2 separate regions of the Homo sapiens genome follow, and region 1 is linked to region 2. Evidence: chromatin loops called from intact Hi-C (ENCODE). Cell type or tissue: PC-9. All regions are shown on one strand. Each heading gives the region's core, and the rest is flanking DNA. Links, peaks and the distances in the headings are about the cores only.

Region 1 (12,613 bases), core at 2,754-10,753, 80 kb before region 2:
ACCAGCATGGCCAACGTGGCAAAACCCCATCTCTATTAAAAACGCAAAACTTAACGAGGCATGGTGGTGCGCTCCTGTAATCCCAGCTACTCGGGAGGCTGAGACAGGAGAATCACTTGAACCCAGGAGATGGAGGGTGCAGTGAGCCAAGATCATGCCACTGCACTCCAGCCTGGGCAACAGAGCAAGAATCGTCTCAAAAAACAAAACAAAACAAAAAAAGAAATTGAAGAGAAAAAAAGAATAAATGATCTGTGGTTACTAACTTCTCCCTTATTTTGGTTTACTTTATTTACACTTTGTCCTCCCTTCATCCCCTACATATTTCCTATTATACGAAATTACCTTGCTTTTGTGGGAAAAGGATACTTAAAAGGGGGGGCAAGACTCACTGGTAAGGGAAAGGGGAAAGAAGGAAAGGAGAGCTGAAATGTGGCATGGTTAAGGTGACCAACAAAAATAGGAAGTTAACAGACAAACCCAGGAAACTGAGGGAGAATGCGATTAGGAACGAGTTAAACAAGGGAAAAAACAAAAAAGAGAGCTGGATATTTCTCTAAACCCTACCTTTAAGAGGTTCCATGGCCAGGCGCAGTGGCTCATGCCTGTAATCCTAGCATTTTGGGAGGCCGAGAAGGGTGGATCACCTGAGGTCAGGAGCAAGACCAGCCTGGCCAACATAGCGAAACCCAGTCTCTACTAAAAATACAAAAATTAGCTGGGCGTGGTGGTACGAGAAGGGTGGATCACCTGAGGTCAGGAGCAAGACCAGCCTGGCCAACACAGCGAAACCCAGTCTCTACTAAAAATACAAAAATTAGCTGGGCATGGTGGTACGCACTTGTAATCCCAGCTACTCGGGAGGCTGAGGCAGGAGACTCACTTGAACCCAGGAGGCGGAGGCTGCAGTAAGCCGAGATTGCACCACCGCACTCCAGCCTGGGCAACTGAGCCAGAATCCATCTCAAGATAAAAAAAATAAATAAATAAATAAATAAATAAATAAATAAAAGAAGCTCCAATTCTGGTCGGGTGCAGCAGCTCATGCCTGTAACTTTGGGAGGCTGAGGGAGGTGGATCACCTGAAGTCAGGAGTTTGAGACCAGCCTGGCCAACATGGAGAAACGCCGTTTCTACAAAAATTAGCTGGACATGGTGGTGAGTGCCTGTAATCCCACCTACTTGGGTGGCCGAGGCAGGAGAATCACTTGAATCCGGGAGGCAGAGGTTGCAGTGAGCTGAGTTCGCGCCACTGCACTCCAACCTGGGTGACAGAGCAAGACTTTGTCTCCAAAAAAAAAAAAAAAGAGAGAGAGAGAGAGTCCAATTCCCAATTCAACAAATTAGGAAAGTAGCAAAGCTGTTTTGCCTGATGTCCCAATATTCCAGTTTGGAACCAAGAAACTAAGGACTGCAAACAGATCTCTGGATGTTAAGCAGTAGTGATTAAAACAAAATCAACTCTAAACTATCCAAACTCTGGTTTGATTACTGAGATCCTACTAATGGAGGAAATCAATGAGAATGAAGAAACCTGGGAGAGATCTGACAAGTAACCCACTGCCCTCAACAAAACAGGCTGAAAACAGAAAGGAAACCGCTCTTAGAATATGTATCTTAAAATCTGATCAGTCAGGAGATGACTTAGGGCCAACTAAAGGACAAAAATAGGCAGGGCACAGTGGCTCACGCCTGTAATCCCAGCACTTTGGGAGGCCAAGGCAGGCAAATCACGAGGTCAGGAGTTCAAGGCCAGCCTGGCCAATATAGTGAAACCCTGTCTTACTAAAAATACAAAAATTAGCCAGGTGTGGTGGTACGCACCTGTAATCCTAGCTACTCAGGAGGCTGAGGCAGGAGAATCGCTTGAACCTGGGAGGTGGAGATTGCAGTGAGCCGAGACGGCGCCATTGCACTCCAGCCTGGGTGACAGAGCAAGACTCTGTCTCAAAAATAAAAAAAGAAAAAAATATGTATGTGGGAGATCTTTATTTTTGTTAAGAATTAGGCCAGGCACAGTGGCTCACACCTGTAATCCCAGCACTTTGGGAGGCCAAGGCGGGTGGATCACGAGATCAGGAGTTCAAGACCAGCCTGGCCAAGATGGTGAAACCCCGTCTCTACTAAAAATACAAAAAAAAAAAATTAGTCGGGTGCGGCAGCAGGCGCCTGTAATCCCAGCTACTCAGGAGGCTGAGGCAGGAGAATCGCTTGAACTCAGAGGGCGGAGGTTGCAGTGAGCCGAGATCGTGCCACTGCACTCCAGCCTGGGTGACAGAGTGAGACTCTGTCTCAAAAAAAAAAAAAAAAAAAAAAAAGAATTATTGAGCAATGAATTTGAAATACTAATAAGACCTCAAAATTATAAGAAAAAAATTAATATTTTTAAAAGATTTAAGAGTTGAATATTCAGTGAAGGTCTCTACATGATATGTAAATGTGGAATTAAAAAAAAAAAAAAAGGCCTGGGCACAGTGGCTCATGCCTATAATCCCAGCACTTTAGGAGGACAGGAGAATCAACCGAAACAGGGGAACAGAGGTTGCAGTGAGCTGAGATCGCTCCACTGCACTCCAGCCTGGGCAACAAAGTGCAACTCCATCTCAAAAAAAAAAAGGAAAACAGAAAACGAAACATCACATTTTGAACTAATATTCAGAATCTGGGCAAATTCCACTGCTTATTTATAAAACAAACTGATCACTTATTTACATAGTTCCTCAGCCTATAGCTTAGTTATAGCAGTAAGAAAGGGAACTGACTTCTGGCAACAGAAATACTAAATGATAGATGCTAAGTGACAGCTGACAGCCTAAGGAGAGAGGAAAATTACAAGATGCAAACACAAAAACTGCTTCAAAAAGCAAGACAATCTGAGTAAAGGCTTTAGCATAGACCGGGGCAAATAATTTAATATATCTCAATTGTCCCCTACCCCAATTCAACAAAGTATGGTAATTAATGTTTAAGAATCTTGAGTTGGCCAGGCGCAACGGCTCACATCTGTGATATTACCTAGCACTTTGGGAGGCCAAAGTGGGCAGACTGCTTCAGCTCAGGAGTTTGAGACTGGCCTGGGCAACAAGGCAAAACCCCATCTCTAATAATAATACAAAAATTAGCCAGGCAAGGTGATGTGTGCCTGTAGTCCCAGCTACTTGGGAGGCTAAGGCAGGAGGATCACTTGAGCCCAGGAAACAGAGGTTGCAGTGAGCTGAGATTGCTCCATGGCACTCCAGCCTGGGTGACAGAGCCAGACCCTGTCTCGTTAAAAAAATAAAAACTCTTGAGTCAACGTGACATAGCTAAATTATGTTCTGTATACCACTTAGATTCAAAACTTTTTCAGACATTTTACAATTCATGAAAACAGTTTTTTAAAAAAACACAATGCTTTTAAAAAGTAGCTTAACGGGTAGAACATTTTGCACCCCAGCTCTACATGACCAAAGAGGTGTCAATGAACGAGGATAAGTTCATTCTAACAAATCAGTAAAATTTAAGATCAGTTTGAGGGCAGGAACAGTGGCTCACACCTGTAATCCCAGCACTCTGGGAGGCCGAGGTGGGTGGATCATTTGAGGTCCGGAGTTCGAAACCAGCCTGACCAAATGGTGAAACCCCATCTCTAATAAGAAAAAAAAAATTAGCTGGGCATGGTGGTGCATCCCTGTAATCCCAGCTACTCGGGAGGCTGAGGCAGGAGAATCACTTGAACCCAGGAGGTGGAGGTTGCAGTGAGCTGAGATTGCGCCACTGCGCTCCAGCCTGGGCAAGACAGTGAAACTCCGTCTCAAAAAAAAAAAAAAAAAAAAAAAGGAAAATCAGCTTGAATTAAATGAGAATTTCTTTTCTAGACATCATTTGTTAAAAAACAAAGAAAGCTCCTCTTTAAATAAGTGTTATATCTGAAAGAATTCTAGATGTACTGCCCAAGAAATCAATTGTTTCCAGATTTTTTAAATTAAAACTACTAAAATTGGCCCTACCCAGTGGCTCACACCTATAGCCCCGGAATTTTAGGAGGCCAAGGCACAAGGACTGCTTGAGTCCAGCAGTTCGAAACCAGCCTGGACAACATAGAGAGACCCCCATCTCTACAAAAAAAATTGTTTTTAATTGGCCAGCCGTGGTGACGCATGCCTGTAGTCTCAGCTACTCAGGGGACTGAGGTGGGAGAATCAGTTGAAGCTGGCAGGTTTGAGGTTGCTGTGAGCTATGATCCTGCCACTGCACTGCAGCCTAGGCAACAGTGTGGGGCTTGTCTCGAAAAAAGAAAAAGAAAAAAATATAAAATTACTAAAATTGATTTATATATTTCAAAGTTTTTCCTATAATGAATACTGGAATCTCAAATCTTCAGAATATCAAGCAAATTCTAAATTTGCTCAAAGACCTTGACTTGAAATCTGACTCAATTTTGATCAAGTTCATTTCAAAACCCTACAGTTTGATTTATAAGAGTAAGTTTTATCTTTACTCATGAGCCAAACCTAGCATCTATTTATTTCTGTGTCTCTAAACTTCAGGTGCCACCTTAAATAACTGCTAGCACATTCCTTTATTTTTAAACAGTCATCCCTCTTAGCTCCTATTCTTTATTTTATTTCCTAGTCTTGACCAACCCAGTAAGAGTCAGACTAGAGCTTCTAAGGAATCTTAAAGATCACCTAGCATAGTCCCCTAGCCAATGTCTGAATTCCCTATTTAAAATCCCTGTTAAGTGGCTACGCAGCCTCTGCTTAAACAGCAGCTTGAGGTCAAGAACCAGCCTTACCTTTGTATTTTTAATACCTAGCACTATATGCCTAGCATGTAGTAGGGACTCATCTATCAAATATCTATTATTTGTTGAATGAATTCTGAATGACAGTGCAGCTCATTAATTCCCAAGGTAGCCTTTTACAAGGTTATTCTGCTACCACAAAACTCTTGGTCTCTTTCACGTTTGATATCCCTCTACTCCATGAAGCACCAAGGAAGCCCAACAGTTTCTAAGGCTGCATTTTTCAGAGATATAAATTAAACAATACAAATGATGGGGACACGCACAACACTAACCATGATAAAATGTTGCAAGCTAATTTTACCTAATATGCTGTGGTAAGCCATAAACACATTTATAACAAATTATCCTAACTGTATGTTAAAAACAATTAAGAAAAGCACAATGTTTATGATACAACAAAACATTCAGAGGCATGCCAGATTTTCTCATCTATTCTGCATTTGTGTCAACATACAAATTAGGTTTTCAAAAAAAGAACAATATAATTAAATGGTTCAGCAGTAATGCTACTAATCAGGAATAAAAATTAGATACCAAATTATGAGTATCTACTGCCTGGTATCTTACCTTTCAACATAGGAATCATTTATTTTTATGTGTATTTAAATTTTAAAATACAATACATTATATAACTTGCCAAAGAAGTGGATCATTTAGTAGCTTAAGTTAGAGCCTTAACATTTCAAAATGCTCTTATCACCCAATTTCCCCATCATTATTTACCCCAAAATGAACAGATAGCATCCTCATTTCAAACACATAAGCAAAATTTCAGACACAAAAATTTCATTCCAAAGGTTCTTTCCTCTTAGGTCATAAAACTCCAAATGTCTATGAATGTACAATTTAAACAATTCCAAAATATACAGTAAAAAAATATAAAATAAGTAAAAACTAAGAAACATTTTATGAAAGTTTCTCTAAATTTCTGCACCTTCCTATGCTTATTCTGTATACGTGACCCTTTGATAATCAGATTTCCTAATGAAGAACCACTCTATTTTAGTGATACGATGCTAATCAGTCTCATAATGAAAAATAATTTAGAGAGCTTGATTTCATTTACAAAAAACTTCTTGTCACTCCTTTCTAAATACAAAAGCTATTCCACCTGCTCAGCATTATTCATACAAGTATTCGAATTTGTACCAAAAAAAACCCTTTAAAATTCTTAGACATTTTTTTTTTCCCTTGAGACAGGGTCTTGCTCTGGGGAACAGTGGTATAATTATAGCTCACTGCATCCTCCAACTCCTGGGCTCAAGGGATCCTCGTGCCTCAGCCTCCAGAGTAGTCAGGACTATTGGCCCATGCCACCAAGCCTGACTAATTTTTTTTTAATTTTTTTTGTAGAGACAGGGGTTGCACTATGTTGCCCAAGCTGGAACTTATTTTCAAATACTAAATCTTGCTTTTAGGTGGCACTCTAATTTTTAATTACAGCATCAGATTACTATTTTGATCTTTAATTAAGTCCTAATGACAAACATTAATGAACTAAAGAAACCAAGATAATGCCTCAAAACACTAGTGGGAATTCCAAAATTCCAACAAAAATCAGAATTAAGCCTTTTTACAAATATATGAGCCGGAAGGCCAGGCACAGTGACTCACACCTGTAATCCCAGCACTTTGGGAGGCCAAGGCGGAGGATCACCTGAGGTCAGGAGTTCAAGACCAGCCCGGCCAACATGGTGAAACCCTGTCTCTACTAAAAATATAAAATTAGCCAGGCATAAAGGCTGGGCACGGTGGCTCATGCCTGTAATCCCAGCTACTTAGGAGGCTGAGGCAGAAGAATCGCTTGAACCCAGGAGGTGGAGGGTGTAGTGAGCCGAGATCACACCACTGTACTCCAGCCTGGGCGACATAGCAAGACTATCTAAAAAATAAAAATAAATAAAAAAATTAGCCGGGCCTGGTGGTGCACGCCTGTAGTCCCAGCTACCGAGGGGGCTGCAACAAGAGAATCGCTTGAACCTGGGATGTGGAGGTTGTCGAGGTTGCTGTGAGCCGAGATCACGCCACTGAACTCCAGCCTGGGCGACAGAGTGAGACTCCGTCTCAAAAAAAAAAAAAAAAATTGAAAATTATTTCTAAAAACAGAATTTTTAAAGTGCTATAAGTGATAAAGATTAATTTTTAAATTTGTGTTCATAAGACAGAAGCAGTAGTGTAGGTTGGTAAATTTAATAGTCTATCTCCCTAATGGCCTATTTACACAAGAAATAAAATATAATGCATATGAAATGCACATTACTTTGTTCTGACCCAAAATAAATCATTAGCAACCTTACTAAACATATGACTGGATACACAGGAAGTGAATATATCTCATCAGGGTCTTTTTGCTGTGTATAATACTAAGACATTCAAGTGGTCAATAAATGATTTCAGAAGTATAAAGACACCCTACCAGATAGCTGCCAACAACTCTTACCAAAAGAAACAGAATCCCTCAGTACACTATCAGGTTTCCTTAATATTTCCAACATGTTGTGAGTTAGTGTTTCAATAAATGAAACAGAACAGTGTTACAAGGTAGCAAATAGCTACTTAGAGATTTCAAGGCTTAGTCTTGGGCCTCACTTCTCTGTAATCAATAGAATTGATCAAATTAATGCAAAACTGGGACAGTATGATCTAAGCATCTGCACTAACTGATCAAAAACAGATCGTCAGGAGTCACAGCAATGGCAGCTGTTTCCACAGGCTGAAAGATCATACCACCTACCTCACAAAGCCAATTTTAGGTTTGAGATACTTAAAAATGCTCACAGAAAATGCAAAGGCTCGAGTTCTTGTAATATTTTGCAACTATTATTTTGAGTCCTTAATGGAAACAAAGCCATGTAAAGTTGGTAATATAACATCCCCTTTAGAACTTGAAGAAAAATACACTGATAAAAATCCTGTTAATCCTGTGACATTTTATACTGAAGGTCTGTGATGCCCAATAAACTTAATACTGCAACTACATGGAAATCTCAGTGTCATACACATTATTTTCCACTATTTGTCAAAAATTTTAATCTGTATAATTCTAAGGCTTTACTTTTCTATCTCATTTTAGCATATATGCTTAACAATTTACAGTCCTGGATTATTCTGGCCTTCAAATAATGTAAACTGGCAATTTCAAAACAGAGATTGATTAATCTTCCTATGTGCAATGTCCTCTATTTTCCATTTTATTCTACTTCAGGTTTTTATGTTTTTTAATGCTGGTGACCCACTAAATTGATTTCATGACCCTCCTGGCGGTTTTCAATTGAGGTTCTCAGGAGAATTTAAAATGCCCCAAGGCATCCATTGTATGTAATGAATTACCTTCTCTCCAGTGCATTTAGAATGGTACCAGTACGATCACTGGGAGAAATGACAAAACCAGCACTCAATTCATTTTCTGTAGTGCTTAAATCTCCCCTTATGGAACCCTGCTTGAGATGGCTACATGAATGACAAATTGCAGTTAGAAAAACACTGCTCTAAATGAACTGTCTTAAAATTGGTCCAAAAGTATTATTCCAGTAACTACTCCTTTTGTTTTTCTTTTTCTTTTTTTGAGACAGAGTCTCACTCTGTTGCCCAGGCTGGAGTGCAGTAGCACGATCTCCGCTCATTGCAACCTCCGATTCCTGGATTCAAGCAATTCTCCTGCCTCAGCCTCCCAAGTAGCTCTAATTACAGGCGTGTGCCACCATGCCCAGCTATTTTTTTTATTATTATTTTTAGTAGAGATGGGGTTTCACCATGTTGGCCAGGCTGGTCTCGAACTCCTGACCTCAAATCATCTGTCTGCCTTGGCCTCCCAAAGTGCTGGGATTACAGGCGTTAGCCACCGCACCAGGCCTACTACTCCTTTATTAATACTTATGCACTCTAGAAATGCTTTTGCACAAACACAGTTACAATTACATACGCAAATGAATAAATTCCAGAGGCAGTTATCACATGGTGCAATTATGAGGAAATTGTGTTTTCTTCTTTGTACTTTTTTAGTATTTACTACAATGGGCCTATATTGTTTTCATAATCACACAAAAAAATTTAACATAGACTATAAAAAGCATAGAAGTCTTAAATCATTTTTATTAAGTTTTGTTTTGTCTTGTTTTTTTTGAGAAAAACAGGGTCTTGCTCTGTTGCCCAAGCTTGGAGTGCAGAGGTGCCATCACAGCTCACTGCGGTCTCAACCTCCCCAACTCAAGCGATACTCCCATCTCAGCCCCACAAGTAGTTGGGACTACAGGCATGCCCCACCAAGCCCAGCTAATTGTTTTTTTCAATCTTTTGTAAAGACAGGGTCAAACTATGTTACCCAAACTTTTAGTAAGTTTCTTAAGCTTTTTAATTCCTTGTTCCCATAAAAAATGCAAAATATGTACTTTTAATGCCATTTGAAATCTCAGAATAAATTCAACATCACAAATAAAAACGAAATGCTGGTTTGTTTTAAAACTAAACCTGTTTCCCTCTTCGAGAATCACTGGTAACTTTATAGGGCCACTTAGACTTCACTGTTATCCAAACCTTTATTAGGCATCTACCACATTCTAGATTCGAAGACTGTAAGATATAAGAAGACTGTAAGACTATAAGATGAACTCCTGCTCGGGGGGGGGGGGGGGGCTCTCTCTCTCTCTCTCTGTATATATACATATATATGTATATATAGAAATATTACATATTTCTATGATCCACTCTTAAGTCTAGAAGTCATGAAATCAAAAGGACTCAAACTAATTTTATATCTTTCCTATTCATTCTTTCTGCCTAATATAATGAGTTAGTGATTGAAGCAAACCACATTTTATTTTATTTTATTTTTTTGAGACGGAGTCTCACTCTGTCTCCCAGGCTGGAGTGCAGTGGCGCGATCTCGGCTCACTGCAAGCTCCGCCTCCCGGGTTTACGCCATTCTCCTGCCTCAGCCTCCCGAGTAGCTGGGACTACAGGCGCCTGCCACCGCGCCCGGCTAATTTTTTGTATTTTTAGTAGAGACGGGGTTTCACCATGTTAGCCAGGATGGTCTCGATCTCCTGACCTCATGATCCGCCCGTCTCAGCCTCCCAAAAGTGCTGGGACTACAGGCGTGAGCCACCGCGCGCAGCCGGAAGCAAATCACATCTTACAACAAGATGCATTGTTTATATATTCTTTTGCTTTCTAGAGTCTAATAAAATCCTTATTTTATGTAATATGAATCCCAGTAGAATAAAATTCTATATGTGAACAAAATACAGATTCAAGCTATTACCAAAGCTATTCTCAAACAAGTTCTACCCCTTTACTAGGAACAAACTGAATTCTAGCTCGACAATCACTTTCCACTCCCAGAATTCTAAAGGGATTAAAATTAGCCCAATTCGCTGGGTGCGGTGGCTCACGCCTGTAATCCCAGCACTTTGGGAGGCTGAGACAGGCAGATCACCTGAGGTACGGAGTTCGAGATCAGCCTGACCAATATGGTGAAACCACATCTCTACAAAAAATACAAAAATTAGCCAGCTATGGTGGCACATGACTGTAATTCCAGCTACTAGGGAGGCTGAGGCATGAGAATCACTTGAACCCAGGAGGCGGAGGTTGCAGTGAGCCGAGATTGCCTTATTGCACTCCAGCCTGAGCTACAAGAGCAAAACTCCTTATCAAAAAAAAAATTAGCCCAATTCTTGATTACTTCTTTGGTTTCCCAGTGGCATAATTGATAACATATGCACTGCTACGAGAAAACTACTGGCTGACTATGATGATCCAGGCCTACTCTGAAAACACGGCCATCTCTTTTTTGTTTTTCTTCTTTAAAGTTTCTAAGTTTTTTCCCATTTCTCAAACAAAAAGGATAAATTTCTAACTTTCAAAAATCATATGCTAACAATTCTATTTTTTAATAATAAAAATAAAGAGGCTCTATTTCCTAAACCACAGGGGGCACTATTTGCAAAGCCACTCTACAGATTTCAAAAAAAAAAAAAAAAAAAAAAAATGCCAGGGATAGGGAGGGTCCACATATCCTGTTATTAACAGAATGAGCTCCAAAAACTTGATTACTCTGAAGTTATTATAAAAGTCGTTTTGTAAAAAATGAGAAAGGCACTAAACAAAACCTTATCCAATCTAAGCAGGTCTGTATTGGTCTCCATCATTCAAAACCCCAATGTGGTATCAACCGAATAAATGGAATGGGCACTATCTCCAATCAATGTATCTTTTTGGGTAACAAGTCGAAAATAATGAAATAATTCAGAAAATGCTTCTATAATAAAAAAACTGTTTCACACTTTCTTCTTGCACACTTCATTTTAGTAAGCAAATATCCAACTACTGTAATTACTGTGTAAAAAAAACTATAAATGAGATACATTTGAACCCAACATTCAGTTATCTTGTTTGTCTCAGAAATATAATTCTAGATAAGAAAATGAGGAAAGGAGGACTCCTCAAATACATAATATTTCAATAGTAGTTTGAAATACCATCCTACATTTCTGCAGTAAAGGCTCTTAACTTCCAAAATGCTCATTCTCTTGTTTGATGAATTATATTAACAGTTTATGTGCAAATTGTATCTGTTTAAAGGTTAAGCCATCTTTAAAAGAAAATCCAAATATTCTAAAATATAGTTTAGTGTTATTTTTCAAAAATCTATTCAGTTAAAAAAAGAAAAATTTAATTGAGTGCCTTTGACATGCCAGGCTTTGAACTCGGTTCCAAAAAAATAGAAAAAATACTCTGTAAACTAGTGGGAACAGTTACTAATTTTAGAAAGTTAGACAAAAGTATTCATAATGGTCCCTCATATGAGCACAAATACTTCATCTGACTCTCAACTTATCCCCACTTGATCAAAAATTTTGCTAATTGCAAAATATAATCTGTATCACTGGGGTAGCAAATCACCATCAAATCCACCACAATTATTACTAGATCACATTCTGTCCCAACACAACTCTTTGTAGTTGCCCATTCTACTGTTCCTTATCTCAATTAGGTTTATACTGACAAATACGCTGCCTAATACAAGTATAATTAAAAGCTTGCAAGAGGGGAGAAATATTTTGTACTATTATTACTCCAATGATCTCTACAGAAATGAAGAAGTGAAACGAAAATGCAAAATTAAACTCTCAAACGGCTAATACGCTTTCAGGGAAAAAAAATTTTTTAAGTTGCTATCTTTAGGTCATCTGTTTGTATCATAAGTAATCTATAGAGATTTTTCCCCCCTAAGTAGATTAAAAACTAAAATATTTTACTTACCTAAGAGTAGTCCAGTCTAAATGTTAAAAGTTTAAATTTTAGCCAGGCACGGTGGCTCACGCCTGTAATCCCAGCACTTTGGGAGACTGAGGCTGGTGGATTGCCTGAGATCAGGAGTTCGAGACCAGCCTGGCCAACATAGTGAAACCCCCATCTCTACTAAAAATACAAAAAATTAGCTGGGTGTGGTGGCAGGCACCTGTAATCCCAGCTACTAGGGACACTGAGGCAGGAGAATTGCTTGAACCTGGGAGGCGGAAGTTGCAGTGAGCCAAGATTGCGCCATTGCACTCCAGCCTGGGCAACAAGGGCGAAACTCCATCTCAATTTAAAAAAAAAAAAAAAGGGTATATATAGTTCTTAACTTAGTAAAGTGGAGACTGTCAGCCACATGCTACAATAGGGAAGAATCGGCCAGGCGCAGTGGCTCACGCCTGTAATCCTAGCACTTTGGGAGGATGACGACGTCAGGAGATCGAGACCATCCTGGCTAACACGGTGAAACCCCGTCTCTACTAAAAAAATAGAAAAAATTAGCCAGGCGTGGTGATGGGTACCTGT
Region 2 (12,613 bases), core at 2,285-10,284:
TGGGATTTCCAAAGAACTTAAAAAAAAATTTCAGTGTACAGAATTACTTACTCGTCATCTGGAGTGAGCTGGACAGGTTCATTAGTAAACTGAGAATCAAAGTTGTCCAAACCAAATTCCCCAGAAATATTTGGTTTAAAGGGAGGTACCACCTGTTTTTGCTCCATCTGAAAAGACATACTGGATGACAGCTCAAGTCTGTATTCTTAGAAAAACTCCACCTCTACAGTTCTCCTCTGCACTCATTGTTTACCTTATTAAAGTGAGTCCTGAAGCATGGTTCAATGATATTAGCAATGATGAACATAATTTACAAATATGAGCTGGGCATGGCGGCTCACGCCTGTAATCCCAACCGCTTGGTAGGTTGAGATGGGAGGATCACTTGAGGCCAGGAGTTCAAGACCAGCCCAGACAACATAGCAAGATCCCATCTCTATAAAAAAATTAAAAATTGGCTGGGTGCAGTGGCTCACGCCTGTAATCCCATCACTTTGGGAGGCCAAGGTGCGCAGATCACCTGAGGTCAGGGATTCAAGACCAGCCTGGCCAACATAGCTAAACCCCGTCTCTACTAAAAATACCGAAATTAGCCAGGTGTGGTGGCACACACCTGTAATCCCAGCTACTCTGGAGGCTGAGACAGGAGAAATCGCTTGAACCCAGGTGGCGAAGGTTGCAGTGAGCTGAGATTGTGCCACTACACTCCAGCCTGGGAGACAGAGCAAGACACCATCTCAAAAAAAAAAAAAAAAAAAATTGAAAATTAGCTGGGTACCATGGCTTATGCCTGTAGTCCCAGCTACTTGGGAGGTTACACAGGAGGATCTCTTAAGCTCAGGAGTTCAATCAAGGCTGTCGTGAGCTACACTACAGCCTGGGCAACGGACTGAGACTGTTTCTCCTAAAAAAATAAAAACAAGTATAAACATTGATATGGGCCTTAATAACATTACAACCTGCTTTATTACATTAATATTCAATTTTTTGGCTGGGCATGGTGGCTCACCCCTGGAATCCCAGCACTTTGGGAGGCTGAGGCGGGTGGATCACTTGAGGTCAAGAGTTCAAGACCAGCCTGGCCAACATGATGAAACCCCGTCTCTACTAAAAATACAAAAATTAGCTGGGCGTGGTGGCGTGTGCCTGTAATCCCAGCTACTCAGGAAGCTGAGGCAGAATTGCTTGAACCCAGGAGGTGGAGGTTGCAGTGAGCAGAGATCACACTACTGCACTCCAGCCTGGGTGACAGAATGAGACTCCGTCTCAGAAAAAAAATAATAAATTAAAAAAAAATTGAATTTTTTTTTTGTTTTAAAAGTTTTCTAAAAAGCAGTTTAGAAAGTGGTTTTAAGTTTTTAAAGCTGTGATATGTTAGCTAAGACAATAAAATTTGGCCCGAGATAGGCCGGGTGTGGTGGCTCACATCTGTAATCCCAGCACTTTGGGAGGCCGAGGTGGGTGTATCACCTGAGGTCAGGAGTTCGAGACCAGCCTGGCCGACATTGTGAAACCCCCCCCATCTCTACTAAAAATACAAAAATTAGCTGGGCATGGTGGTGAGTGACTGTAATTCCAGCTACTAGGGAGGCAGAGACAGAACTGCTTGAACTCGCGAGGCGGAGGTTGCAGTGAGCTGAGATCGTGCCATTGTACTCCAGCCTCGGTGACAGAGCAAGACTCTGTCTAAAAACAAACAGAACAACAACAAAAAATTGGCCCAAGATAATAATGAAACCTAATAGTTGAGTAATCAAAATTTACATACCATATCCCAATCAACATTTCGGAAGAACGGGTGTCCCTGAATATCAGCAAATCCTGTTTGAGGATGACAACCCAATCGTTCCTTAGGGTCCTATGGTGAAAGAAATGTTTCAAGAATTGGGTGAATGTCATGCTTTAAAATAAATCATCTTTGTGATCTGTGTTGTGTGCCCTCACATGATACTCTTATTTCTGAAGTTGGAATGGTCTACCTTTTATTTCTAGAAAGTACAACTCCAGAACAAATTGAGTTATTTGAAACTTGTGATTCCTCAAGGCACTTTCTCCACCCATCATGTAATTAAAACAGAGAATCATCACCAATTCCTTGCTAAAGAAAAACAGGAGGAAAAAGAGAACAGCAGAATCATTTGACAGCACCCAGCCATTTCTTTGCATGACCTAGTGTGAGAGTCAAAACATGCAAACCTCCAAACTTCATGAGAAGTTTGTTTTTAGCTTAATTTAAAATCCCCATGCCCAATTATAGCAACAAACCACCACCTGTGTAAGACAATGATACAACCATTATCTGAATCACTGGACTGAGGAGCCTGCAACTTATAAAAAGTCTTGGCTTATTCATCACTATGAATGAGAATATGTTCCCATTTTTCTTTCTGATAAAAGGTATTTTATTTTGCATATCAACACCTCTTGCCTTCATTTTTCACTATGTGAAAAATTAGGTTTCAAGTTTAAATCTTTCCTCACATAAATTGTTCATTTTTTAAAAGGCTTCAATTTCTTATTTTATTAAAACTCATTATCTTATCTATTTACCTTAGAAGGTAAATGTACATCAACTTTTCTATCATACCATTTATTTAAAGTAGAATTTATAATTGCCAAGACCACACTCCTAGATCCTAAAACTCCTCTAGCCTACCAACAGCAACAAACAATTGAATGATGTTCACATTTTTAAGAGCCAAAGATAGCATTTCATTTCTTCCGAATCTTACCTAATTATAGCATTTTTGACATGAGAATTTGTAGGGAGCACTGCGGCCCACGTGCTCAAAAAGTACATGGTAATAAATAGATTCTATGGATAATGATACAGAGAAAATGGAAACAGAGTTCAAAGTACAATTATGGCTAAACCCAAAGATTAACTCTTCCCCTATGTGAGAATATGGTATATATTATTTACACATACACAAAAATTATGTAATATATAGCTGGGGAGTAAATTTTATTGCCAAAATGGAAAGGACAACTAACTTATCTCAGGATCTAATGCTGTCAATTACTCTTTGGGTAAGAGACAAATTCTGGGTCAAACTGAAAAAGTTACATTCTCTACTGTTTTGGAATTTTACATTTCCCAAACCGCTACTGACCAGTTTGATATATATAGAAAGAGACAAATCACAAAATATTCTTATACACAATTTATACCTTATTAAGAAAACTCTTCAGAACACTTGCAGCTTTTACAGACAGAGAACGTGGTATGCGAATTTGTTTTTCCAAAATAACTAGAAAGATAAAAATTATAGTATTATATTTAACTTTTACATGGCTTTAATCTTTTTTCTTCTTTTTTGAAAGGGGCTTGTTCTGTTGCCCAGGTTGGAGTGCAGTGATGCAATCACAGCTCACTGCAGCTTTGACCTCCCGGGCTTAAGCAATCCTTCCACCTCAACCTCCCAAGTAGCTGGGACCACAGGCGCCACCATCACGCTCGGCTAAATTTTTTTTTTTTTTTTTTTTGAGATGGAGTCTTGTTTTGTCATCCAGGCTGGAGCACAGTGGCACGATCTCAGCTCACTGCAACCTCTGCCTCCCGGGTTCAAGTGCTTCTACCACTTCAGCCTCCTGAGTAGCTGGGATTACAGGCGTGTGCCACTATGCCCAGTGAGTTTTGTGTTTTTGGTAGAGATGGGGTTTCACCATGCTGGCCGGGCTGGTCTCAAACTCCTGACCTCATGAAGGTAAGTGATCCGCCCACCTCAGCCTCCCAAAGTGCTGGGATTACAGGTGTGAGCCACTGCGCCCAGCAATGGCTGGCTAATTTTAAATTTTTTTGTAGAGATAAGGGTCTCACCATATTGCTCAAGCTGGTCTTGAACTCCTGGGTTCAAGCAATCCTCCTGCCTTGGACTCCCAAAGTGCTGGGATTACAGGTGTGAACCACTGCACCTGGCAATCTTTAAATTTCTTTTTTCTTTTTTTTTTGAGACAGAGTGTCACTGTCTTGCCCAGACTGGAGTGCAGTGGCACGATCTCAGCTCACTGCAACCTCCGCCTCCAGGCTGAAGTGATTCTCCTGCCTGAGCCTCCTGAGTAGTTAGGATTACAGGTGCCCGCCACGACGCCCAGCTAATTTTTTTTTATTTTTAGTAGAGACGGGGTTTTGCCATGTTGGCCAGGCTGGTCTCAAACTCCTAACCTCAAGTGATCCGCCCATCTCGGCCTCCCAAAGTGCTGGGATTACAGATGTGAGCCACTATGCCTGGGTGCAATCTTTAAATTTTTATTATAAGATATTTAAGGCATTCCAGGAAAAAAAATAAGATATTACATATATAACTGAAGTGCCTCCTGTACTTTCCTAAACCCCTTCTTTTCCCATCTTCTCAGAGAAAGCCTCTAATCTGAATACTATTTATCATTTACATGAATGTCTTATTCTTTGACTACCTAATTATGCCTCAGTTTCCTCATCTGTAAAATAGGAATAAAAAAATACTTCATAGGATTGTTATGAGGTTTAAATGAGTTAACATTTGTAAAATGCTTAGCATATATAATATGCAATTTTTTTGGACACTGCCAAATTATTCTTTAAAGCTGTTGTGTCAGTTTTCATTCCTACCAGCAGTCTAGAAGAGTTCCAGTTGCTCCACATCCTCACCAGCACTGGTATTACCCAACTTTAATATTTTGATCAAATGTACCGATATGAAATGGTAACTCATTAACATTTAATGTGCATTCCCTTAATTGCTAGTGAGACTGAATGTCTTTTCACATATTCCATGGCCATTTGGGCATGAAATGCCTATTTATATCCTGTGATGGCTTTAATTATTAAATGTAGAATTTTATAGTAGTTTTCATACTTCTTTGGATTCTGTGCTAGAGGTCCCTGCACTTGTCTGCTTGTTTCTGTCAATTCTGTATATTCCCTGATGTGGGGCCTTTTTTCCCCATCTTTTGATCACTCATCATCTTGGTGCTCTATTTTCCCCTCATACTGTTCTTGAACTTATGCACTCAGCCTCAGGGTCCCTGTGTAAAGATTATCTCTCTAGCCACAGGATTCCTTTCTCCAATCTGTTTGTGATGGATAATTCTAAATAACCCCTGTTATGATTTTGAGTATGAGAAGGTAACTGTGAACAGGAGTGAAGACTATAGAAAAGAAAGAATGTATTAAAAAACATCAAAACCTAATACACAGAGGCCAGGTGCAGTGGCTCATGCCTGTAATCTCAGCATGCTGGGGAGGCTGAGGTGGGCAGATCACTTGAAGTCAGGAGTTCAAGACCAGCCTGGCCAACATGGTGAGACCCTGTCTCTACTAAAAATACAAAATTTAGCCGGGCATAGTGGTGTGTGCCTGTAATCCCAGTTACTCGGGAGTGTGCCTGTAATCCCAGTTACTCGGGAGGCTGAGGCAGAAGAATTGCTTGAACCAGGGAGGTGGAGGTTGCATGGAGCCGAGATTGCGCCCCTGCACTCCAGCCTGGGCAAAAGAGTGAGACCTTGTCTCAAAAACAAACAAAAACAACAACAAAACCTAATACCACCAGTCAGGATTATATTTTCCAGATTATGCTCATTTTTCTTACTCAAAGTAGTAACCTGAATCACTCTCATTTGTACTCTAGAATAGGTTTTTCTCAGAGAATCTCTGTAAAATACTCCAAATTACCTTGGAAGAGATAATCCTCTGTGTTCTGGTCAGGGTTATCGGAGCTCCCAACAATATCAAATGGAGACCTTCCTGCCATCATCTCAAACATGAGCACTCCAAGAGCCCACCAGTCAACACTGAAACCTTCAGAAAGAAATTTTAAAGCAATAAATTATACACTTTGCATTCTTGAAAGTTAGTAACTGGAAATTTTATCACATAAAGGAAAAAGAAACAATGAAAAAGTAAACTCTAAATGCATTCCAACTATCATGGTAGGCACTGAAGATTATAGAAATGCTTCATTTATCAACAAGGGTAGGTACCTAAAAGATAATTTTAAAAATAAAATTATGAGAAAAAAAAACTTTCTTTCTCCATGTATTTCTACTTTCAGACTCATGCCCAATATCTAATATTGTGTGTTGAGGATATAATTAAATTGTATTTCAGAGTAATCTCCTTGGTCTTTTTTTTTTTTTTTTTGAGATGGGGTCTCACTCTGTCGCCCAGGCTGGAGTGCAGTGGTGCAATCTCGGCTCACTGCAAGCTCCACCTCCCGGGTTCACGCCATTCTCCTGCCTCGGCCTCCCGAGTAGCTGAGACTACAGGCACCTGTGAACACGCCCGGCTAATTTTTTGTGTTTTCAGTAGAGACAGGGTTTCACCATGTTAGCCAGAATGGTCTCGATTTCCTGACCTCGTGATCCGCCTGCCTCGGCCTCCCAAAGTGCTGGGATTACAGGTGTGAGCCACCGCGCCCGGCTATATGTTGGCAACTGCTGGAGGTGTGGACAGGGGCTTTTTTTTTTTTTTTGAGACAGAGTTTCACTCTGTCGCCCAGGCTGGAGTGCAGTGGCACAATCTCGGTTCACTGCAAGCTCCGCCTCCCGGGTTCACGCCATTCTCCTGCCTCCTTGGTCTTAAACTTGATCTTTTGCTAGCTGATAAAGACCAGTGAAGGACAGTGGATTCAGACTTTGAGCAGCTCTCACAAGTACCACATTGTCCTTTATATCTGCTGAAGGCAGAGGGCCAAAACCCAAAAAGTCAAATGTTTTCTCAAGATAAGTGTATCTTCGGGTGCCTGAGATACAGTTAATCTTTCCACCATCTTTCAGATTCCTGGGGCAAATATCCCAGGAAATCTGAAAAATTTTCCAGGGGTTCATGACTCTGGAGTCACATGGGTGCTGTTCTGAATCCTTGACCTTAGGCGAGTTATTTAAACTTTCCGTATGTCAGTTTCTTCAACTGTAAAAGGAGAATTAATAGTACTTACCTCACAGGGTTGTTAAGAGGATTAACTTAGTTAATATATGTAAACTGCTTAGAATAGTGCCTGCTACTGTTTAGTGTTTGCCACTAATAAAATATTATTCAGCTTGGTACCCCCAAATACTGCCAAGGTCCCACTGTCTCGATTTCAAAGTCTGGGACTCTCCATGTAGTTTTTAACAGGATCAAGAATCCTTATATTAATAAGATCACGTCAAAATGCATTAGTGTACTGTAATGCAATTGGTACCACATTTTACCACCCATCTAGCAATAGCTAAAATAATACCACCAATTTATTTATTACCATAATCTTCTCCTCTTAAAATTTCAGGAGCAATGTAATTAGGAGTACCACAGAAAGTGCTGGTTGTATCTCCTGGCCGTAATCCTTCCTTTTATTAAAAAGAACAGAAAGAAAGAATGAGATAAAAAGTTCTGTTTTAAATTCACCCTTTCTATTTCACCTATCATATAAGTTCAGCATCTGCAGTGATACATTAAGCTCACTTAACATCACTAGAACAATTGCCTTTATTATTATTATTATTTTTGACAGGGTCTTGCTCTGTCGCCCAGGCTGGCATGCAGTGGCACGATCTCAGCTCACTACAACCTCCACCTCCTGGGTTCAAGCAATTCTTGTGTCTCAGCCTCCTGAGTAGCTGGAATTACAGGCATGCACCAACACACCCAGCTAATTTTTGTATTTTTAGTAGAGACAGGGTTTCACCATGTTGGCCAGGCTGGTCTCGATCTCCTGGCCTCAAGTGATCCACCTGCCTCGGCCTCCCAAAGTGCTGGGATTACAGGCATGAGCCATCATGCCTGGCAACTGCCTTTATTATTAAAATCACAGATCACCACTAAATAGCTTGAAGAAAACCTGTCCTCATTAGATGTTGCTAGAGTTGATTCAATTAAGGTACGACTTGAATTTAAAATAATTTACATACAAGTTAAAATTTAATAACAAAATTTTAATATTAGTAGAATAAGGCATATTTCATGAAGAAAAGAAGCACTTTAAATCTCACCTCCTAATACAACCATTGATAAGACTACAATATTTTCCTTCTGTTTATTTTTCCTAAGAACACTTTTTTTTTTTTGGAGACAGAGTTTCACTTTGTTGCCCAGGCTGGAGTGCAATGGCACAATGTCAGCTCACTGCAACCTCCGCCTCCCGGATTCAAGCAATTCTCCTGCCTCAGCCTCCAGAGTAGCTGAGATTATAGGCGTGTGCCACCACACCCAACTAATTTTGTATTTTTAGTAGAAAATGGGGTTTCTCCATGTTGCTCAGGCTGGTCTCAAACTCCTGACCAGATGATCTGCCCACCTCGGCCTCCCAAAGTGCTGGGATTACAGGCATAAGCCACCATGCCGGGCCTGTATTTTAATAGCTGTAGGATGGAAAAAAAATAAGGCAAAACACACTAACAGGCAGAGTAAAGGAACTACCCAATAATTAATGGGACAATCACCAAGAAATTGTAACAAATATACACTTGCATACACTCAACAACATGGCCTCAAAATACAAAGAGTAAAAAAGGACAAAATTATTAGGAGAATTTCACAATCTCCAATCATAATAGGAGAAGTTAATATGAGAATAATCTATATTAGAAAATGATAGATCACACATACTAAAAATCAGTAGGCAGAGAAAGATTTGGAAAAAAGCTAGAGTTAAAATATATATATATATATACAAAATACATATACATGTAGAATATATGTACGTCTATATGTGTGTGTGGAGTGAGGGAGAAGGAAGAGAGACATTAGAGAGAGAGACTCCCTGCATGTAAAGATTATATATCCTTTTAAGTACACATGGGCTACTGGCCATATATTAGGTCATAAAGGAAATCTCAATGTATTCCAATGAACTAATATTCAAACCATTCTCTGGCCAAAAGGCAAATAAAAAAAAAATCAACAATAAAAAAGTCTAAAGACAACTGAATCATACATAATTAAGCATGTTTTAAAACTTTGTAAGCATTTCCTACACAACCGAAGACTTTCTAATATTAACAACTATATGAAATTCAACAGAACATATGTACCTAGAACTTAACCACTTTCCTATAGATTATACGGTACAAAATTCTAAACCAAAAAAGAGGGGCAGCACAAAACTCAAGCCTTCCTTTTTTTTTTTTTTGAGACCGAGTTTCGCTCTGTCATCCAGGCTGGAGTTCAGTGGCGTGATCTTGGCTCATTGCAACCTCTGTCTCCCAGGTTCAAGTGATTCTCACGCCTCAGCCTCCCAAGTAGCTGGGATTACAGGTGCATGCAACCACGCCTGGCTTTTTTTTCTTCTTTTAAGATGGAGTTTCGCTCGTTACCCAGGCTGGAGTGCAATGGTGCGATCTCGGCTCACTGCAACCTCTGCCTCCCAGGTTCAAGCGATTCTCCTGCCTCAGCCTCCCAAGTAGCTGGGATTACAGATATGCACCACCACGCCCACCTAATTTTTTATTTTTAGTAGTGACGGGGTTTCACCATGTTGGTCAGGTTGGTCTCGAACTCCTGACCTCAAGTGATCCACCCGCCTCGGCCTCCCAAAGTGCTGGGATTACAGGAGTGAGCCACTGTGCCGAGCCTCTGGCTTTTTGTATTTTTAGTAGAGATGGGGTTTTGCCATGTTGGCCAGGTTGGTCTCAAACTCCTGACCTCAGGTGATTCACTCACCTTAGCCTCCCAAAGTGCTGCGATTACAGGCGTGAGCACTGTGCCCGGCCCTTCCTTCCATTCTTGTCCCTGACTCACCCAGTTCCAGCTCCCTAGAGGCAACCACTATTATGTGGCCCTCCAGAGACATTCTGGGCATGGTGAACATATTTTTCTTCAAATTTCACCCTGTTATATATAACACTGCTATAAACATCTAGAAGAAATATTTAGTAATATGTTGTGACTCCAAGAATTTTAAAATGATTTCTAAAAGGGATATTATATGCTATTTTTAGAAATATGAATATGGTTTTTATTGTTTTCTATTATTGGCAACGGCAATACATTCTCATGAAAAATGACATGTACTTTCAGTACAATAGTCAGAGGTAAGAGATGTAGTCTGTTAACTTGTAACAGCTATGCTTAATCATTCACTTGTTGACTGAATGTCAGAATGTAGGTCCATTTGCTAAGTTTTCTGCAGCATAACAGATATTATTAGAATTCCTCTGTTGATGAAAAAAACACTTAAAGGCACATCAGTTCATAAAACCACGAAAGGCTGCCACTTAATAAAATCAACGTTCATAAAATATTTCAAACATAACTCTAAAGATACTAATTCAAGTTTTCATCACTATCCTCTGCAATCTTTATAAAGAAATTCATCCAACACTTGCATGAAGTCAAGCTTCAGGTAAGTTAAATATTGACACTAAGTCATAAAAGAGCATTCAAACTTTTGGAGGGTTAATTTCTCATAAGCTTTATTTTTTATTTTATTTTATATGTATATATTTTGAGGCGGAGTCTCACTCTGTTGCCCAGTCTGGAGTGCAGTGCAGTGGTGTGATCTTAGCTCACTGCAATCTCCACCCCACCCCAGGTTCAAGAGATTCTTCTGCCTCAGCCTCCCAAGTAGCTGGGATTACAGGCACTCGCCACCACACCTGGCTAGTTTTTGTGGTTTTAGCAGAGATGGGTTTTCACCATGTTGGCCAGGCTGGTCTCAAACTCCTGACCTCAAGTAATCCGCCTGCCTTGGCCTCCCAAAGTGCTGGAATTATAGGCGTGAGCCACTGCACCCGCCCTAGGCAGCTCTTGGAGAAGGAGGAAAGGCAGAAAGGGAGGTAGGAGGACATTTGATTTAAAGACCTACTCGATAAAGATCTCAGATTTATGAAACACCTTGACTAACTTGATTGAGGATCCCTGTAAGAAATGAAAATGTATAAGAAGCCAATATTATTTTCCAGTAAGAGTAACAAAAGACTAAGAAAGACAAAAAGAGAAAAGTCCTTTTTTTTTTTTTGAGACGTAGTCTCACTCTGTTGCCCAGGCTGGAATGCAGTGGCGCGATCTCGGGTCACTGCAAGCTCCGCCTCCCGGGTTCTCGCCATTCTCCTGCCTCAGCCTCCCGAGTAGCTGGGACTACAGGCGTCCGCCACCACGCCTGGCTAATTTTTTTGTATTTTTAGTAGAGACGGGGTTTCACCATGTTAGCCAGGATGGTCTCAATCTCCTGACCTGTGATCCGCCTGCCTCGGCCTCCCAAAATGCTGGGATTACAGGTGCAAGCCACCGCACCCGGCCAAGAGAAAAGTCTTAATTCATTTTTGTGATTTTCTTTTTTTTTTTTTTTTTTTTTTGAGACAGAGTCTCACTTTGTCACCCAGACTGGAGTGCAGTGGCACAATCTCCACTCACTGCAACCTCTGCCTCCAGGTTCAAGCAATTCTCCTGCCTTAGTCTCCTGAGTAGCTGGGACCACAGGTGTGCCACCATGCCCAGCTAATCTTTTGGTGTTTTTAGTAGAGACAAGATTTTACCATGTTGGCCAGGCTGGTCTCAAACTCCTGACCTCAAGTGATCTGCCTGCCGGGCCTCCCAAAGTGCTGAGATTACAGGTGTGAGCCATCACACCCTGCCCATTTTGATTGTTTAAACAATGCAGTGATTCCATTAAAGGTGTTATTTAAAAATAACATTTTAAAATGTTATTAAAATGCATTAGTGTACTGTAATGCAATTGGTAACCACATTTAACATAACATTTTAAAATAACAACTTGAAAAATGCTGAAAAGTAAACAGAATCAACGTGTGATGCTACATAACAGAATGATACATAAAAGAATCAGACAATTCTATATGTTAAGACTTCATCTGTTATAAGCATTATGTATATACATATATATATTTATTACTCTCTCTCTCTCTATATATATATATATTTTAGATAGGATCTCACTCTGTCACCCAGACTGGAGTGCAGTGGCGCGATTACAGCTCACTACAGCCCCAGGCTCAAGTGATCCCCCCATCTCAGCCTCCCAAGTAGCTGGGACTACAAGCACAACCAACCCAGTGTAATTTTCCTATTTTTTGTAGAGATGGAGTTTTGCCATGTTGCCCAGGCTGGTGTCGAACTTCTGAGCTCCAGCAATCTGCCTGCCTCGGCCTCCCAAATTGCTGGGATTACAGGTCTGAGCCATCATGTGTTATGTATTTTTTACAAATATCTTCAGTCGGGCGTGGTGGCTTGCTTTCCTTGTTAACTGGAACAAAATTATCCTCACATAGTAACATGACAAATATGTAAATGTATGAACTGCATTCCCCATTCACCTGAGGAAAGTGCCTCCAGAGCCTGGAGATTATCTAAATGCTAACATTATGAACTCTTGGGTTTGAGACGAGCCTGGGCAACACAGCGAGACCTCGTCTCTATTTAAAAAAAAAAAAAAGAAAGTAAAAATAAAATAAAAATAAAGATCTTCTTAAATGACTTTATAATATTGATCATAAACTACAATAAAAGTTTTGGTCAGAAATCTCTCCTCATAAACCAAAATATTTACTCAGAATATCCAAGGGCAGAATTACCGGATCAAAGAACATGGCCATCTTTAGGATTCCTGATAATTCCCCCATCAAACTGCTTCTCAAAAGGTTTGTAACAATTTATATACACACCAGTGACATATGCCCATTTCTTTAAACTCTTGTA

Evidence for each region. A loop is a pair of places that touch in the nucleus more often than their neighbours do. Peaks named below come from ENCODE experiments on the same cell type or tissue, not always from the same donor. Only the 100,000 strongest peaks of a DNase experiment are listed, where the experiment ranks them.
Region 1: a loop joins it to region 2, with 2.1 times the contacts of the local background. A loop is called at or near these places in 3 of 110 quality-filtered maps.

The regions. Positions count from the first base shown.
Region 1 is chr3:170,367,248-170,379,860 of GRCh38, reverse strand. The region is part of intron 2 of SKIL (SKI like proto-oncogene); the gene reads right to left. Among named protein-coding and RNA genes, the nearest start is that of SKIL, 16 kb to the right of the region's middle. In PC-9, for the core only: no CTCF peak of the experiment used is centred there; no DNase peak of the experiment used is centred there; H3K27ac peaks cover 734 bases.
Region 2 is chr3:170,286,549-170,299,161 of GRCh38, reverse strand. It overlaps PRKCI (protein kinase C iota), which reads right to left. Exons shown (of 18, transcript NM_002740.6): 13 at 7,221-7,308; 14 at 5,654-5,779; 15 at 3,172-3,251; 16 at 1,769-1,858; 17 at 52-167. Among named protein-coding and RNA genes, the nearest start is that of SKIL, 65 kb to the left of the region's middle. In PC-9, for the core only: no CTCF peak of the experiment used is centred there; no DNase peak of the experiment used is centred there.